2 separate regions of the Mus musculus genome follow, and region 1 is linked to region 2. The links are chromatin contacts, found by POLR2A ChIA-PET in ENCODE. All regions are on one chromosome and are shown on one strand. Each heading gives the region's core, a stretch centred on a gene start or an enhancer-like site at or near the end of the contact. The rest is flanking DNA. Distances are from core to core; before and after follow the strand shown. Region 1 holds the start of Svip (small VCP/p97-interacting protein). Region 2 holds the start of Fancf (Fanconi anemia, complementation group F).

Region 1 (3,292 bases), core at 670-3,169, 140 kb before region 2:
TCCACAGCTGGTAGAATTGCAAACTGGCACAACCACTCTGGAAATCAATCTGGCGGTTTCTCAAAAAAATTGGAAATATGTAATGCATTTTTAATTAAAATAAATCAGCTGACAAACTGATATAGAAGTAACAATGTAATAGAATTAAACAAACAAGGAATTATTTACATTACGATGGAAACAGAACTCAAGTGCATCGCGCTAAAAGGGAGGAACAATTATACATCTTGAAGTTACTATGTTAGTTTGCTTTCTATTGCTATAATAAAACTGACTAAAACCAACATGGGAAAGAAAGGGTTTATATCATATTATAGCTTATGGTTTATCATCGAAGGAAGCCAAGGCTTGAAACAGAAGCCAAGGAGGAACACTTTTTGCCTCCTGGCTGAGATGGTGCTACCACCCACAGTGGGCTGGGCCTTCCTATATCAATGACCAAGAAAATGTCTCCCAACCAAGATTAGCCTTCCCTAATCACATGACCTATTGAAAAAGAGCTAGAAGATCTTTTTCAGGTGCCCTAGGGTCACCTGCATCTGCTGCCAGGAACTTGTGAGAATTTAAACACCCAGGCTTCTACAGAAATGGGGAACTCGAGAAGTCTATTTCTGAGTGTTTTATTTCAAAGATAAGGACACACTGGTCCTTGATAAGGTTCTGGGTTATAAAAGTGCTAAGAGGCCAGGAGAAGAACATCTTAAAAGGCAGAGGAATATTTAAAATTGAAAGATTTCTAATGTAAAAACTTTAAGAATAGGGAGGCAATCAGAAAGAAATCGGAGTTTGGTCAAGCTAAAGGAAAAAAGAAATCAGTAATCTTACACCTAAGATGACTTTCTGTTAATTGTGTTTTGTAATTATCAAAACATGACACTAACAAATGTGAAATTTCTTGAAAATGAAAAAAACTCAAAATTCCGAGTGGATAATTGGGGGTAAATTTTCACACGTTTATAAGAAATAGAAATATAGAAATATGAAATACATATGTACTATTTTGAAGCACAGCAACTTCAAATAATAGTTTCTGTGTGCTTATCAAAAGGAAATGGAAGGATTTGTCCACTTGAATGTAGTATGAGTGAGTGGCCATCCACGAAGTGACAAGAGATATAGAACCGGAGAGAAAGAAGGAAGAGGAAGGAAAGAGAAAACAATAGTCTTACTGTCATTAAAATCTGAGCCGCACTTCACTCAAGTTTTTCTGGGTGCACTTTTTCGTTGTCCCTAAGCGGAAAACGTGGATAGCAAGGAGCTACCTCTGAGACGGGATTATGTGGCAGTTTTCCCATCCTGCCATCTCAGAGACACAGTACTGACCTCACTAAAATACCAACAAGGTAGCAGACAGCACCCTTGAAATGCTGGTTTCTGAGTGTCAAGGGCCAGAATTCCTTCTTTCCCTAGCGCGGATTCAACAGGTGCCTACCCATGCCCAGTACGCTTGCGCAGAGCTCCTAGAATGGCCAGGGCTCCGCACAGCCGCAGAAAGTGCTTAATCAGCGGGGCAATGAGAGTGGAATTTTGAGTCTTGATGGGAGTGGGAGGGTGGGGTTGTGTGTGAAAACGGGGTGGGAGTGGGGCGTTTCATTTGGAGGAGCTGGCTGACAGCTAAAGGGTGGATCAGGTGTAGCACTACTGAAGGGGCGGGGCTTGCCGCAGATGGGTGGGGCGTTGCCATAGGGAGGCTTCAAGGTTCAAGAGAGAAACCCCTTGGTTGGGTTGCTGTTAAACCCTATTGGGTGGGATTTGTGGAGGAGGCGGGACTTGATGTTGGACCGGATGAAAGAGGATTGCCGCCGGGTCGGGCGAAGCAGGTTCGCCCTGGGGGCGGGGCTTGCCGCAGGCCTGGAGGGACAAGGCTTGTTGCTAGGGCGGGTAGGGTGGGGTCTGCCAAGGGCAGGACAGGGGTGGGGCTTGAAATTGGGCGGAGCTTGTGGTGGTGTTCGCGGGGGAGGGGGGGCGAGGAGGAGGGGGAGGGGCGCTTGCGCCTCAGATGGGGTGGGTCTTACTGCGGGGCAGGTCCTGGCGCGGGGCGGAGCTTTGCAGCAGGTCAGGTGGGGGCGGGGTTTGCTCCTGGGCGGGGCCTGCTGCAGCCCCCAGCGAGGATTCGGGTTCCCGGCCCTGGGTGCCTGCGTCCCCATGGGGCTGTGCTTCCCTTGTCCCGCGGAGTCCGCACCACCATCCCCGAGCCCGGTGAGTAGACGGCCTCCCCGTGCAAGTCTTGCACGCGGCGGCCGTTGCAGTGCAGTCGGAGGGAAGGTGCACCTGCTGGGCCTCCTGACCCTCCCCTAAGGACCCTCCTCGGATGGCATAGGTTGGAGCTGCTGTTTTCAGTGGCTGCTCCAGACATGTGTCTCTTCTCTTGTCTGTACCAGCTGTACCTAGAAGGTCCGGGACGCGCCGCTCCTCTCGCCATTTAGAGGATAATTAACCCGCGCCTTCCCTTTGCTCAGTTTTAACAGCCGGTTTGAAGCCCAGGTTTAAATCCCACATAAACAAGCAATACGTTTACGTGTAGATTCCTAGTAGTGCTGTGTTTGGGATAATTTTATGTGAAGACAGGCATTTTATTTTTTTTGATATTCGAATCCAAGCAGGCCTTATGCAGTAAGAGTATACTTACTTTAATATCCTTTACCCGTACTTGATAATATGACAATCTAACTTGGTCTCAACATCGGTTCTCAGGGTAGCCAAAGATTAGTTGAAGAAATGAGAGATTTAGGGAAGTATATTAATAATATCTTAGCCACTAGGTTATAGACACTAAAGTGACTGTTTAGTAGATGTGAGGAAGTTCAACTTGCCTTTATGACTGCTATTGTTTTAAAATGCTATTAATTTTGTTTAGCTCATGAGAAAAAATATTATTCTGCTAGCATTTGTTAAGGCATCTCTCCTCCCATTCTCTGCCCTTAGCCATAGGGCCCACCGGTGTATTTCACTTAACACCTACAATTTCTCTGACCACCTAAATAAACATGCTCTAGAAACCTCCCTCCTATTCCTTATCTACCATGGTTATTATATCTCTTCCTGGGTAATTACTCCCATCAGATGCATGTTTGTGTATTTGCTTACATTTGTTTCCACACACTAATCAAAACTCAAGCTTTGTATGCATGGATGTCTGCATTTCGTTGCTGTGTTCTTAGAAAAATTGGCAGCAATCATTGTGATGGACGAATGTGTGCACTTGGCGGAGAAGGAATGGCTAAAACTACATCCCAAGAGAATGCTATTCATTGTCTCAGTGTATTTAAAGACTTTACACATGAGAAGTAAA
Region 2 (3,340 bases), core at 247-2,746:
CAAAGATCAGTCCATATAGCCTTTCAGTGCTCTCCTATCCATTTCCAATTGGTCTTTAAAATCACCATACCTGGCACTTTAAAATTACACAAAATCTGATTTGAATTACACTTACATGGGTTGGGAATCCTCCCAATGTCTGCCTCAAGTGCATAGGTTTCTTGAAATTAAAGTGTTTATCATCTTTCAGCCTCTACATAGATTGTTCCAAATTAAATGGAAAACTGGTTCGAAATCCAAAGTGCATTCTTCTGATGGGAAACTGTCGGAGGGATGCATAGCTACTTAATAAAAGATGGCTACTGTGAAACAAATAATTACTCACTGTGGTACTGAGATTTAACATAATATTGGTTTTGAAAAGGTGAGCACTGGTGAAGTTTCTCTGAACTGTCCCAGCCACTTGGAAATGAAGCTGTTTTGGACTTCTTTCTCACCCTGGATTAGATCTGGTTTTCACTCTGGTGGCTTAAGACTTATTAACGGTTCCCATGGCCTTGAAGCATTTCCAGGTGTATTCTTTGGGCATTCAGTTGAAAGGAAGGTTTAATGGGGCTTTCCCTAACATCTAAGATCTAGTGACTCTTATTTTTGTCTACCGCATTATGAAGTTGAAGTCTCTCTAAGGAACATTAGTGTTTCCTGTGGGACAGGGAAGCTTTAACTACATTTATCTCAACTGCGCCAGTCCTGTCCTTCACTGGCTATCACATCACGTGACTTAGTATTTAGTAAGTGGATGAACCAGTGACCTCTGTAATTCCTAATAGCTACCACCTGAAACTTTAAAACCCATCACACAGACTAAAATAAAATCACAAGGCCAAACACTATAGTCTGGGCTAATGGCTAAAAACTAAACAAAACTGGCTTAACTATATGTTCTGATAAGAATGCCCAGAACTATTCAGAGTCTAGCATAAATGTGTAGATTAATTTTGAGCTTAAACTTTCATTTATTGCATGGCTAGTAAGCCTCAGGATAGTGCTGCCAGTCACTAGGTTAGTCGAGGCAGGACTGCAAACTGAAAGGCTGCTTGCACAATTCAGTGATAGGTTTCCTCAGAATCAGTAAACAATATAAATAAGGAAAAAGGAAAAAAGCCCGGGAACTCACAGCACAGCGTGTGAGGGTCCTGGTTCCACAAGTACCAGGGAAACGGGCCATTTAAGAGCTTTGAGTTCGCAAGCAGATCACATCCGCACTGCTAATAATGATGAACATGGGTCCCCTTTCGGGGAAGCGCCTAAATGTCTACCACTGGCATTTTTAAAACAAAAGAGCACATAAAATCCTAGCGCTCAAACTCGCACTCACGCGTCCTCTCCCAGACCCAGAGTAAAAGCTTGGGACTTTGCCCTAGTTCATTTTCAGCGCCAATGTGCCCCGGAAACCATGGTGCGAGACTGACACGGCCGTCGTCCAATGGCACAGCACGCTGAGGCGGGCGCTCACGCTCATGTCCAATCGGCTCGCGCCTCGGGATGTCAGGGCGGAAGCGGCCGCCATGGAGCCGCTTGTGCAGCAAACCGAGCGATTCTCCGAGCTGTTGGCCGTGTCGTGTGGGTCGCTGGTGAGCACGTGGGACGCCGAAAAGGTGCGCAGGGCGCTGCAGTGGGCGCGTTATCTGCTCCACGTGTACCGACGCTTCGCGGGCCGCGGCCGCGTGCGGGAGGCGCTCGAGAGGCGGCTCCCCGCGCGGGGAGGGCCGCTCGGGCTGCGCAGCTTCGCGGCGCTGGAGTCCGGGGACGCGCGGCTCGCCCTCCGCCTGCTGCGGAACCGCGCGCTCGCGCCCGCCGCCGCCCGCGCGCTGCCGAGCTTGCTGTTCCCGGGCCCCGCCGCGGACCACCGAGACGACGTGCCGCAGTCGCGCCTGGTCCTCCTGGCGCGCCGCGGAAGCGCGCTGCGCCTGCTGTGCCGCCTCGGCGGGGACGCGCCCAGGAGCGCGCTGCTGCGCACGCACGCGGAGCTGCTGGACGCGCGCCTGCACGAGCTGGGCGGGGCCGACTCCGCGGCCGCGCGCAAACTCCTGGACACGTTGTGGACGCGCGGGCCGCGGGAGCACGTGCTCGACGTGACTGCCGAAGCGCTGCTGCTACGCGAGGAAGACCCGGAGCCAGCCCAGGCCACGGACCCTGCGGGTGCGGATGAGACACAGAAACTACTGCGCTGGCTTCTCGAAAGTCCCGAGGTATTGGCCGCTTTTTGCCGCCATCTGCCAGCCAAGCGCCTGGCCTCCGTGGCGGGCTGCCACCACGCACTGTCTCGCGCCTACCTGGACCTGCTCACAACGTGGGCCACGCGGCTGCACTATGATCTGCAAAAGGGTGCCTGGGTCCCTACACAGATGGAGGACATGCCCTGGGAAGAGCTGTGCCTAAGGCTGCAGAGCTTGTGCCATGCCCAGCCATTTCTGCAGGAAGAGGTGCTGGTGACCCTAAGGTCCCGCAAAGCCTTGGATGGAGATTTCGAGGTTCCTGGGATGAGCATCTGGACAGACCTCCTGGTGGTGCTTGAGTGTGGGATCGTGCTAGAGTAGATTCTCAGTTCCCAGGCTGGGCATCTGGACAGACCCTGTCCCATAGAGGGAATAACAAGCATACTTCTCACCAAAGCCTCTATGCACAGCATCCTGCTACTTCTTGACTATGCAGTTTACAAATTGTCAGTGTTCTCCCCAATTCCCTATATACATGCTCCCAAAACCTAATTATTCAGGGGCCAATTTTAAATGGTTCATAATATAAATATATATAATATGCACAATATCTATAAATTTATATATTATATAATATGTATTATATAGAGATTGTTTTTGTTCTGGTAATGGACCCAGGACCCTGCCTATGTTAGTGTTCACCACTGAGCTACATCATTAATCGTGAAAGAATTCTTAAAGCCATCGAATTTTCAGCTTGTTTCGTATAAAGCTAATTTGTAAGAATACTAAAACTAGATTCACCCTAAAAAGAAAAGGCAGCTTTACGTTTTCCAAGAAGGGTACTTTTGTATGATTTACTTGGTTCCTAACACTCTTCAGTAGTACAAAGTTTTATTCAACCAGCAACATGTGGTAGCATCATGTTAACTTCAAAGCTGACTGGGCTAGAGTTAGAGCCCTAAACTTGCTTTCTTTTACCTGTTTACCAACCTATGTGTGCATTAAAATTGCATTGCTCAGAAAATTTTGTTCTTTGTACAAGTCACTACTCTGAAATTCAAAATAACAGCAAATAGTTTAAAGCATTTCTTGAGTACCCACTTAAGTGTTTAGAGCACAGTAAGTGTAAACATACCCCTTTGGGTTATATGATGAAGGGATCTAGTAAGTTAAGAGAA

The links. ChIA-PET counts read pairs that join two places held with the same protein, here RNA polymerase II (POLR2A).
Region 1: POLR2A ChIA-PET joins it to region 2 with 31 read pairs in embryonic stem cell. The contact joins the promoter of Svip here to the promoter of Fancf in region 2. POLR2A ChIA-PET finds 5 or more read pairs at or near these places in 5 of 5 experiments (Patski and embryonic stem cell).

What each region holds. Positions count from the first base shown.
Region 1 is chr7:52,004,645-52,007,936 of GRCm38, reverse strand. It overlaps Svip (small VCP/p97-interacting protein), which reads left to right and starts at 1,919. Exons shown (of 4, transcript NM_001160345.1): 1 at 1,919-2,199. The coding sequence starts at 2,146.
Region 2 is chr7:51,860,423-51,863,762 of GRCm38, reverse strand. Fancf (Fanconi anemia, complementation group F) reads left to right here and starts at 1,496. Exons shown (of 1, transcript NM_001115087.1): 1 at 1,496-3,186. The coding sequence starts at 1,509. The coding sequence ends at 2,540. It also overlaps a transcript of Gas2 not described here.